Linked DNA regions of Homo sapiens: region 2 is linked to region 1. The links are chromatin loops, found by intact Hi-C in ENCODE. Cell type or tissue: PC-9. All regions are shown on one strand. Each heading gives the region's core, and the rest is flanking DNA. Links, peaks and the distances in the headings are about the cores only.

Region 1 (5,370 bases), core at 216-5,215:
GCAGCTCAGAAATCCCCCTTCCTGCCACCGGGGCCCATCTACCCCTTGCTGGGTCAGCTTAACCTTCCCTCCCCCAGACCTCTTCCACCCCTGCCCCTCTGCCTTGCTCAGCACCCCAACACACACCCCAGATTTCCTAAGACACAGACCAACTGGGAAGGGCACCCTCTCAGAAAGTCTCTGATCATTCGCCCATCTTTTTTTTTTTTTTGAGATAAAGTCTTGCTCTGTTGCCCAGGCTGGAGTGCAGTGATGCAGTCATAGCTCACTGCAGCAGCCTCAGACTCCTGGGCTCAAGTGATCCTCCCAACTCAGCCTCCCAAGTTGCTGCAACTACAGGTACACACCACCATGCCTGGCTAATTTTTTTTTTTTTTTGAGACGCAGTCTTGCTCTGTTGCCCAGGCTGGAGCGCAGTGGCATGATCTCGGCTCACTGCAAGCTCTGCCTCCCAGGTTCACGCCATTCTCCTGCCTCAGCCTCCCAAGTAGCTGTGACTACAGGTGCCTGCCACCATGCCTGGCTAATTTTTTTGTATTTTTAGTAGAGACAGGGTTTCACCGTGTTAGCCAGGATGGTCTCAATCTCCTGACCTCATGATCCGCCCGCCTCGGTCTCCCAAAGTGCTGGGATTACAAGCGTGAGCCACCGTGCCCGGCCTTTTTTTTTTTTCATTTTTTTGTAAAGACAGGGTCTCACTATATTGCTCAAACTGGTCTCGAACTCCTGGCCTCGAGTGATCCTCCCGCCTCAGCCTCCCAAAGTGCTGGGGTTACATGTGAGCCACTGTGTCAGCCACTGTGTCTGGCCTGTCCACCCATCTGATCCCTTCTCTCTGGCCTCAGGAAAACAGCACTCTGGCAAACTCCTTCCTCCTTTCATGACTCTCCCAAGCACCTCCCTGAGCTGTCGGTTTCATACTTGGCTTCTTAGTCTTAGCAATAAATAGGATCAAGTTTCTTCTGTCCTAAAAAAAAAGTCTTCCTTCATCCCCATCTCCTCCTGAGGCCACCTCCTTACCCCGACCACCTGCCATTGGGCCACGTCCTCAAGCCCTCCAGGGCATCCCGCTCCGTTCATCAGTGACCTCCCTGAGCCCAGCCCGATGACGTCTTCCCTTGTGCCTCCCTGCCCATGACCTGTTGCCTGGACCCACATGGCTGGCCAAGGCCTCCCTGGAATCTGCAATCTCCCGCACGGTCTCCTCTGACGTCTTGGACACTGACAGTCCTCTGCTTCCTGTGGTGGCTGCTCTTCTCCTCCCCAGCGTAGGCAGCTCTCAAGGGGTCGTCTCTCATCTCCTATTACACCCTCTCCCCAGATGCTCACTCCTGGGCTTCCAACCACCATGGTCCAGGCTCTCCCTGCAGACTTGCACTTCTCTCCCTGCACCCTGGCTTCAACCACCTTGGTTGATTCTTTTTTTTTTTTTTCTTGGAGACGGAGTCTTGCTTTGTTGCCTAGGCTGGAGTGCAGTGACGCAATCTCGGCTCACCGCAACCTCTGCCTACCGGGTTCAAGCAATTCTCCTGCCTCCGCCTCCCAAGTAGCTGGGATTACAGGCGCCTGCCACCATGCCCAGCTAATTTTTGTATTTTTTAGTAGAGATGGGGTTTCACTATGTTAACCAGGCTGGTCTCGAACTCCTGATCTCAAGTGATCCAACCGCCTCAGCCCCCCAAAATGCTGGGATTACAGGCATGAACCACCACACCCGGGCGGTTGATTCATTTGTCCCATCAACTCTCTGACATAGCTGTTGCTGCCCATTTGACAGATGAGGCAACTGAGGCTTAGAGAGGCTGAGCCACCACCTTACAGATGACCCAGGTCGCAGCTGGTCCCCTCACGCTGCCAGAGTTGTTGACATGTGCCCTCAGCCTGGTGGGGTGAAAGAGAATTGCACACCAGCCACTGACTCTCAAAATCCATTGTTCCCCCCACCACCCAACCCCGGCCTTGGCCTGGAGCCAAGCACCAGGGCAGAGCTGAGGCCCAGGGTGGTCCCCGATCTGGGCCGAGAAGCTGAGTAGCTGAGTCATCTCTGAGAAGAACACTCCCATCTTCAATTGCTGCTGCTGCCTGTTGTGGATGGCCCGGCTGACACAGGTAACTTGATCTGTTTACTCTGGGATTCCTAAGCCCGCAGAGTCAGGCCCTCACACGGGGCCTCTCCCTGGGCATCCTGGGCGAGGAGCCCTGGCCCAGCCAGAGCCCTGTTCCAGCAACAGACCTGAAACCCCAAGGCAGAGGGGGAAGGAGGGTGCAGCAGGGGAGAGACACTTCCAGGTAAACTTGCCTGGCAAAACCTTTTCTGAGATGTCTGATTTATGAACCAGCTAAAGTAGCAGAGAAAAGAGAATTACAAGTGTTTTTTTTTTTTTTAAATCTGTGGCACAGTTTACCACCAGTTCACCAGCAAATAAGAAAGGGGGGTGCCAGGCATGGTGGCTCACACCTGCAATCCCAGCACTTTGGGAGGCAGAGGCGGGTGGATCACTTGAGACCAGGAGTTCGAGACCAGCCTGGGCAACATGGTGAAACCCTGTCTCTACTAAAAATACCAAAATTAGCTGGGCGTGGTGGCAGGTGCCTGTAATCTCAGCTACTCCGGAGACTGAAGCAGGAGAATCGCTTGACCCCAGGAGGCAGAGGTTGCAGTGAGCTGAGATCATGCCACTGCACTCCAGCCTGGGTGACACAGCGAGACTCTGTCTTAAAAAAAAATCTTTTCGTGTAGAGACAGGGTCTAACTATGTTGCTGAGGCTGGTCTTGAATTCCTGGCCTCAAGCCATCCTCCCACCTTTGCCTCCCGAAGGGTTAGGATTACAGGATTGAGCCACCATACAGGGACCTATAGTCCCTTGATTAGCATCTTAAGGGGAAAGAATTTTAGCATGGAATAGATCATCTTTAAACAAAAACCCAGGATCAGAGAAGGGACGGGATCTGCCAGAGGTCACACCTTGCACGAGCCAGGACCAGAACTGGGAAGACCTTTCACCTCCAGCAGTGACCCATCCCCCTGACCCCCACCCAGACTCTTCCTGGTGTCCACCTGCTGTGTGCCACTCGATTCACCAAGCCCTCTTTGACTGACCCCTTGGGGACCTCAAATCCAGCCTTTTTCATCCCTGCTGTCATCTCACAAGCCTCTTCCTGGGTCTCCTGAGACCCTGTCCATCCACGCTGTACAGTACAGGCAAAGGCACTTCTCAAAGCACAAATGTGATGACCTCGCTCCTTGGGTCAAGCACCTCCCGTGGCTCCCACTGTCTCCATGATAACACCAAGGGCCCCAGGATGGCTTCCAGCTCCGTGACTTGGGCTGTTTCTGTCCAGCCCCCATGGGGCCACTGCTGGGCGCCTCCTCGTTCGTTAGTGTGCCGTATCCTCCCCCGGGACCCTCATTCCACTCCCCAGCCTTCAGGTCTCAGGGTGGACACCTTCACGAACCATGCTCCACTACGTCCCCTCCTCAACACTACCCACACCTCCCCTCCAACCGTCAGTGCCTACTTAGGGAGGTGTCTGGCCATTAGATCACTGCTGAAGTTTACCAACTCCACCCTGGCCTGGGCTGCTGAGTGGGCAGAGACCAAGGAGGCTTTGTCACTGCTACCCCAGCTCCCAGTTCTGGGCGAGGCTTGTAGTATTTGCTGATTGACTCTGCACCTGTCTTGGGTGCCAGAGGCCGCTCCTGGCCTGGGGTGGGGTGGGTGGGGGCACTGGGAGCTGGACAGGAGGGTTGTGCACCAGGCAGACAGAGCATCCCCTGCTCACTATGGAACCTTGGCCCACTCCTTGTCCTGGCTTCAGTTTCTCCAGCTGTACAGTGAGATGACTGGCGTGGGCAATCCCTGCAGTCCCTCCAGGGGTCACGGTCCCATGCTTCCCTCATATCCAATTATGGAGAATGTGATAAAGGCCACTGTGTCTCCCACCACCAGGCAGGCAGGGCATCTTCATGGGCTGAGGACCTACAGATGCTCACACCTTCCAGCTCACCCAACTATAGTGTGGCTGGTGGTTAGGTGCATGGGGATTTTCTTTTCCTTTTTTTTTTTTTTTCCCAGACAGGTTCGTGCTCTGTCACCCAGGCTGGAATGCAACGGCACCAATCACAGTTCACTGCAGCCTCTAACTCCTGGGCTTACGTGATCCTCCTGCCCGAGTAGCTGGGACTATAGGTGCGTGACACCACACTCAACTAATTTCTTATTTTATTATTTATTTCTGAGACTGGGTCTCACTCTGTCACCCAGGCTGGAGTACGGTGGCACGATCTCAGCTCCCCACAACCTCTGCCTCCCGCATTCAAGTGATTCTCCTGCCTCAGCCTCCCGAGTAGCTGGGATTACAAGCACTCACCACCATGCCTGGCTAATTTTTGTACTTTTAGTAGAGACGGGATTTCACCACGTTGGCCAGGCTGGTCTCAAACTCCTGACCTCAAGCAATCCACCCGCCTTGGCCTCCCAAAGTGCTAGGATTATGGGTGTGAGCCACCGCACCCAGCCTAATTTTTTATTTTTTGTAGAGACAGGGTCTCACTATGTTGCACAAGCTGGTCTTGAACTCCTGGCTCAAGAGATCTTCCTGCCTCGGACTTCCAAATTGCTGGGATTGCAGGTATAAGCCACTGCACCTAGTCAAAACATGTTTATTTATTTATTTATTTATTTAATTTTTTTTAAGATGGAGTCTCGCTCTGTCGCCCAGGCTGGAGTGCAGTGGCGCCATCTTGGCTCACTGCAAGCTCCACCTCCCGGGTTCACTCCATTCTCCTGCCTCAGCCTCCCGAGTAGCTGGGACTACAGGCGCCCGCCACCATAGAGAAGGGGTTTCACTGTGTTAGCCAGGATGGTCTCCATCTCCTGACCTTGTGATCTGCCCGCCTCGGCCTCCCAAAATGCTGGGATTACAGGCGTGAGCCACCGCGCCTGGCACCAAAACATGTTTTTAATAAGATAAAATCTGAGCTCGGGTCATGGTTTCTTATAGATATGTATTTTTTTTTAACCCCAAACTCGGTTTTTACAATTGCGGCATAACTTACTATAACAAAATGTACAGATTTTCAGGTGGGCAATTAGATGACTTTTGGCAAGTGTATATCCCCCATTTAACCAGCACCCCGATAAGTATATTGGACATTCCCATCATTGCAGAAAGTGTTCCGTGCTCCTTTCCCAACAACTGGAGGCAGCCACTGCTCTAGTCTCTAGTGCCGTGGATTCACTGTGTCTGTTTTGCGCTTCAAATCCATGGAAACACACACATTGTGTCCTATTTTCTGCCTGGTTTATTTTGCTCAATATATTATTTTTGAGATTAATCCAGGCTGGGTGCAGTGGTTCATGCCCATA
Region 2 (5,370 bases), core at 91-5,090, 93 kb after region 1:
GCCACCAGCCAATGATCTTTTCAATGCTGCGAAAGCTGCCAAAAGTGACATGCAGGTAAAGCAGTGTCTTACCTCTGTTGATACCATCTCACTTTTTGTAAGGTGGTAAGGACAAGTGTCTACAAACTTGATTTGATGTGAACATTTTAGTGAGTGTAACATATCAAGAAAGATAAGATTATGGGGTGAATCCTTGGAGTGATAGAAGGGTAACCTTGAATAAGAGAGCATGTTCTTTTTTTTTTTTTTTTGAGACAGAGTCTCTTTCTGTTGCCCAGGCTGGAGTGCAGTGGCACAGTCTCAGCTCACTGCAGCCTCTGCCTCCTGGGTTCAAGCGATTCTTATGCCTCAGCCTCCCAAGTAGCTGGGCTTACAGGCATGTGCCACCATGCCTAGCTAATTTCTGTATTTTTAGTAGAGATGGGGTTTCGCCATGTCGGCCAGGCTGGTCTCCAACTCCTGACCTCAGGTGATCCGCCTGCCTCGGCCTCCCAAAGTGCTGGGATTACAGGTGTGAGCCACCGCACCCGGCTTCGAGAGAGCGTTTCTTTTCTTAAAGCGTGTTCTTTTCTTAAAGGTATCACAGGAGTGATTATGCCTTTGTTGATTGATGGAGCAGATGGGGAGAGGCATTGCATGACATGGGAAGGAAGCTTAGATGTGGGTGGCACCTTGTTCACCCATGTTATTTTTTAGCTCCATCTTGACAATTATACTTAATTATTTTTCCCTCTCTCTGTTTCTTTTTTTATAATTTTATTGAAGTTCTAATATCTGAAAGTGTACAAAGCGTATATGTAGTTTAAAAAATAAAAATGAGATATCACCCAGATCTCTAGCCCCAGCTCAAGAAATGAAACATTAATAGTGCTGTAGAGATCCTTTGTGTACCTTCTTTCTACCCTACCTCACAGTCCCCTTATTACCCATAGGTAAACACTAGGGTGAATTTTGTGTTAATCTTTGTCATTTCATTATAGTGTTACCACTATGAATGTGTTCTTTAATTATGTAAATGAATCCATTATTCAGGCTTCTGTGATTTAATTATTTCAGTTAACATTGTTTGAGATTTATCCACATTAATGTGTAATTTTATAGTTTCTGGGAAAATATTTAAAATTTTCAAACATACAGAATTTTGCTAGTTATATTTTCGTTATTTGATTTCTAACTTTATTGTGTTGTAGTCAGGGAATGTGGTGTTTGAAATTTATGTAGGGGCTGGGCGCAGTGGCTCACAGCTGTGATCCCAGCACTTGGGGAGGCTGAGGCAGGCAGATCACTTGAGGCCAGGAGTTCGAGACCAGCCTGGCCAACATGGCGAAACCCCATCTCTACTAAAAATACAAAAATTAGCTGCATGTGGTGGCATTTGTCTGTAATCCCAGCCACTTGGGAGGCTGAGGCATGAGAATTGCTTGAACCCAGGAGGTGGAGGTTGCAGTGAGCTGAGATTGTGCCATGGCACTCCAGCCTGGGTAACAGAGTGATACTCTGTCTCAAAAAAAAAAAAAAAAAAAGACATTTATGGAGACTTAGCCTTATGGCCTAGTATTGAGTTGGTACATTCGTTTTATCTTTTCTGTTTCTTTTTCCCCCTTTGCTTACTTTCCTCTGGATTTCTTATCTTCTACAAGGACCTGAGCACATTTTAATTCCAGTTGTCTTTTCCACCTTACATGCAGTTGTACAGTGTGTTAGTTTTTTATTTGAAACGGAGTCTTGCTCTGTCACCAGGCTGGAGTGCAGTGACGCGATCTTGGCTCACTGCACCTCCGCCTCCCGGGTTCAGGCGATTCTCCTGCCTCAGCCTGCCAAGTAGCTGGGACTACAGGCACCCGCCACCATGCTTGGCTAATTTTTGGCCACCATGCCCAGCCTGAATGAACTTTCAAAATTGGTTTTTAAAAGAGGTATGGAGGCCGGGTGCAGTGGCTCACACCTGTAACTCCAGCACTTTGGGAGGCCAAGACGGGCAGATCACTTGAGGTCAGGAGTTCGAGACCAGCCTGGCCAACATGGCGAAACCCCATCTCTACTAAAAATACGAAAAGGTAGCTGGGCGTGGTGGTGCACCTGTGTATTCCTTTCATCTTTCTCATTATAGGATTTCTGACAGGACTCTGGGCCCCTCCCCAGCTCCACTCCCTACCTCAAGAATGTGACCATTTGGAAAAGGCAAAGAGAAAAGGAGCAAAATGAAGCATTCCCCCAGGCTTCAGCCCTGGGCTCTGAGGGGAAAGAGTGGGGCATTGTTTTTCTAACCTAACCTTTCCCTCTGGTGATGTTGGGGTAGAGAAGCCGAGAGACCCTGTCCTCCCTAATGCACTGTGGCCCAGTCCCCTTGCCTTTTTCCTGTTCTGTTTGGAGTGGAGAAGGGCAGCACCTCTGTGTTTAATGGAAGTAGCCCATAGTCTCCTGGATTTTTGGAACATCTTTTTCAGCCTATTTTGTGTCCTAATGATTCACTCAATAAACATGTTTGAATCCACACGTTCCCAAGGTGTGGCTTGAGATCGTTAAACTGATGGAGGTCAGGTTCTTGGTCCGCCTTGTCCCATGGCCCAGTGTATAGGTGTCCCCACACCCCGCAGGTGCTTTGTCTACAGGCTCTCCAGGAAGTATTGCTTAGTAACTGAGAGGCGGGGTGAGGCAGTAGAGATGGGGAGAGTTTGACTGCCTGTGAGTAGTTTATCTAGTGGCCTCAGCCTCTGCAGTAGTAAAAGTTGTGCTGACAGGTGGCAGAGTGGAGCAGGACCTTGTGAAACTACCTGTCTCACCCACGTGAGCCAGGCCAGACCCTGTGTCCTGGCAGCCTTCATCCATGGGTTCTTTCCAAAGGAAATTTTATCCTCTCATCCGAAAGATACCTGTCATAATTTGGAATTTGATCAAATCACAGTATCTGAGAGTTAAAAGGAAACTAAGGAGTTACTCTAAATGTCCAACCCTAAAATCCAAGTGACAATGTCACCTTCACTCTTGCCTTCTCCAGCTAGTTCTTCACCAAATTCTGTCAAGACTTGGTGAAGAAAATTCTCTGGCCTATGTCCTCCACACATTGTCACCATCGTCTCTCACCTAGACTGCCACAGTGCAGCCTCAGGGCCAGCCTCTTGAAACTCAGACAGACTTGTTTGCTCTTGTTTTGCCTTGTGGAGCAGCACAGCACCTCTCTTCTCTCTTGTCCCTCTGACAAGCAGTATTTGAAGACAGATGTTGTCATTTTGTACTTTCACTGTTTTCTTTTGTGGTTTAAGGAATGCTTCAGCCTTTCTCTTTAGATATAATTTCTAGTTCTTCCCATCATGGGCACCTGCTTTAGTGACAGGTTCTCACTGTGGTCTCCTAGGCCAGACACAGCCATCCAGCTAGTGATCTGTGCAGAAGGAGCCGTGACTTCCTGCGATCAGGTCACTCAGCCAAGACCGCCTCGCCCCTTCCATTCTCCCTCCCCTCCCCCACCTGCCCCTCCCAGATGAAAGCTAGAAGAAATTGAGTTGTGAGTCTCCTTTTGGAAAGGTAGCCCTGGGGGAGTCCGAGCTGGGGTGTGGGGGAAGGCTAACTCATTCGGCGATCTTTAGCCTGTATTCAGGTAGAATAGTTCTGGGGAAAGGAGCCTGTTTTGTGGGATGAGGGAACAGAGTGGGAGAACTGAGGAGAAGATGCGGAGGTCTTTAAGAATCCAGGAGGGGAACGATTCCTGAGTTATTTAAATACCAACCAAGCTAAGGGTGCTTCACAAGAGGATAAGAGCAGCTTGGGGGCTTTGCATCAATATGGACACCTGTGTACAGCCAGGCAGCCCAGTGCACTGGGTTGAGTCACAGCCTTAGAATCTGGGAGCTTGACACCATGCTCTCTAAAGCCTTTGACACTGTTTATTGAGAGGCTGGGTCTAGGTTGTCTCCTCTTGAATATGGGCTTCGTGATGCTTGACTAATAGAAGATGGTGGAAATGATGCCATGCTAGTTAGTGGGCCCAGATTTTAAGGAAACTGGCAGTTTCCGTTTCCTGTCTCTTCCTGTACCTGGGTTCACACTGGGAACCCGGTCACCATTCTGTGAGCAAGGCCAGCAGTCAAAGGAAAAGGCCGTGTGTAGGTGTTCTTGCCAGCAGTCCTCACCGAGGTCCCAGCCAACATCCATGTTGGCTGCCAGACTCAGTCAAGACGGGAGTCAGATGATTCCAACCTCCCCTGTTTTTCAGTTTTCCCAGCTGAGGTCCAGACATCAGGGAGCAGAGACAGCCCATCTTTTCTGTGCACTTTGCAAATTCCTGACTGTGGAGTCCATGAGCATAATAAGATGGTGGTTGACAGCACTCAGTCTGGAGGGGTTTGTTACGTAGCCAAAGCAACTGGAACTGGGCCTTAGAGTCATAAGACTCCCAATGTTAGGACATTTATATCAAGGTTTTTTTAAAAATTGTAAGTTATATAAACATATACTAATTCTTCTATATTATACACATTAAAAATGTAACACATGAGTTGAAATAAGTGTTTTAAAATATTTCATTGGTTAGCACTGCAAAATACCTTTTTGCTCTTTTTTTTTTTTTTTTTTTTTTTTTTTTTTGAGACGGAGTCTCGGTCTGTCACCCAGGCTGGAATTGCAGTGGCACGATCTCAGCTCACTGCAAGCTCCACCTCCTGGGTTCACGCCATTCTCCTGCCTTAGCCTCCCGAGTAGCTGGGACTACGGGCGCCCGCCACCATGCCCAGCTACCTTTTGTATTTTTAGTAGAGACGAGGTTTCACTGTGTTAGTCAGGATGGTCTCGATTTCCTGACCTCATGATCCGCCCGCCTCGGCCTCCCAAAGTGCTGAGATTATAGGCGTGAGCCACCGCGCCCGGCCACCCTTTACTTTCAAAAAAGGGTTTAGTGAGAACAAAGTGAGAAACATTTTTTTAAATCATGGTTCAACATTTTCTGAAGTTCAGTTGAAAGTTCAGTTTAGTGCTGGGTGCGGTGGCTCAGGCCTGTAATCCCAGCACTTTGGGAGGCCAGGGTGGGCAGATCAGGAGGTCAAGAGATTGAGACCATCCTGGCCAACATGGTGAAACCCTGTCTCTACTAAAAATACAACAAAATTGGTGGCATGCGCCTGTAGTCCCAGCTACTCAGGAGGCTCAGACAGGAGAATCGCTTGAACCCGGGAGACGGAGGTTGCAGTGAACCGAGATTGCACCACTGCACTCCAGCCTGGCAACTGGACGAGACTCTGTTTCAAAAAAAAAAAAAAAAAGTTCAATTTATTCTGATACTTAATTTTAATGACCTTCATAACTGCCAGGAGTACCTCTCAAAAACAGGCAAATCCAAGTGGATTAGGTGCCTCTTTGCAGTTACCACTTTTTAAA

What was found. Peaks named below come from ENCODE experiments on the same cell type or tissue, not always from the same donor. Only the 100,000 strongest peaks of a DNase experiment are listed, where the experiment ranks them.
Region 2: it touches region 1 in a loop (8-fold over the local background); 5 of 110 quality-filtered maps call a loop at or near these places.

The regions. Positions count from the first base shown.
Region 1 is chr7:100,245,442-100,250,811 of GRCh38, forward strand. It overlaps the pseudogene CASTOR3P. Among named protein-coding and RNA genes, the nearest start is that of PVRIG, 28 kb to the left of the region's middle. RefSeq lists enhancers at 1,325-2,122, 2,921-3,717. In PC-9, for the core only: no CTCF peak of the experiment used is centred there; DNase peaks (open chromatin) are centred at 1,020 and 2,130; H3K27ac peaks cover 2,750 bases.
Region 2 is chr7:100,338,835-100,344,204 of GRCh38, forward strand. STAG3L5P-PVRIG2P-PILRB (STAG3L5P-PVRIG2P-PILRB readthrough) reads left to right here. Exons shown (of 17, transcript NR_036570.1): 3 at 1-55. It also overlaps the pseudogene STAG3L5P. Among named protein-coding and RNA genes, the nearest start is that of STAG3L5P-PVRIG2P-PILRB, 5.5 kb to the left of the region's middle. In PC-9, for the core only: a CTCF peak has its summit at 2,848; a DNase peak (open chromatin) is centred at 2,587; H3K4me3 peaks cover 28 bases; H3K27ac peaks cover 3,321 bases.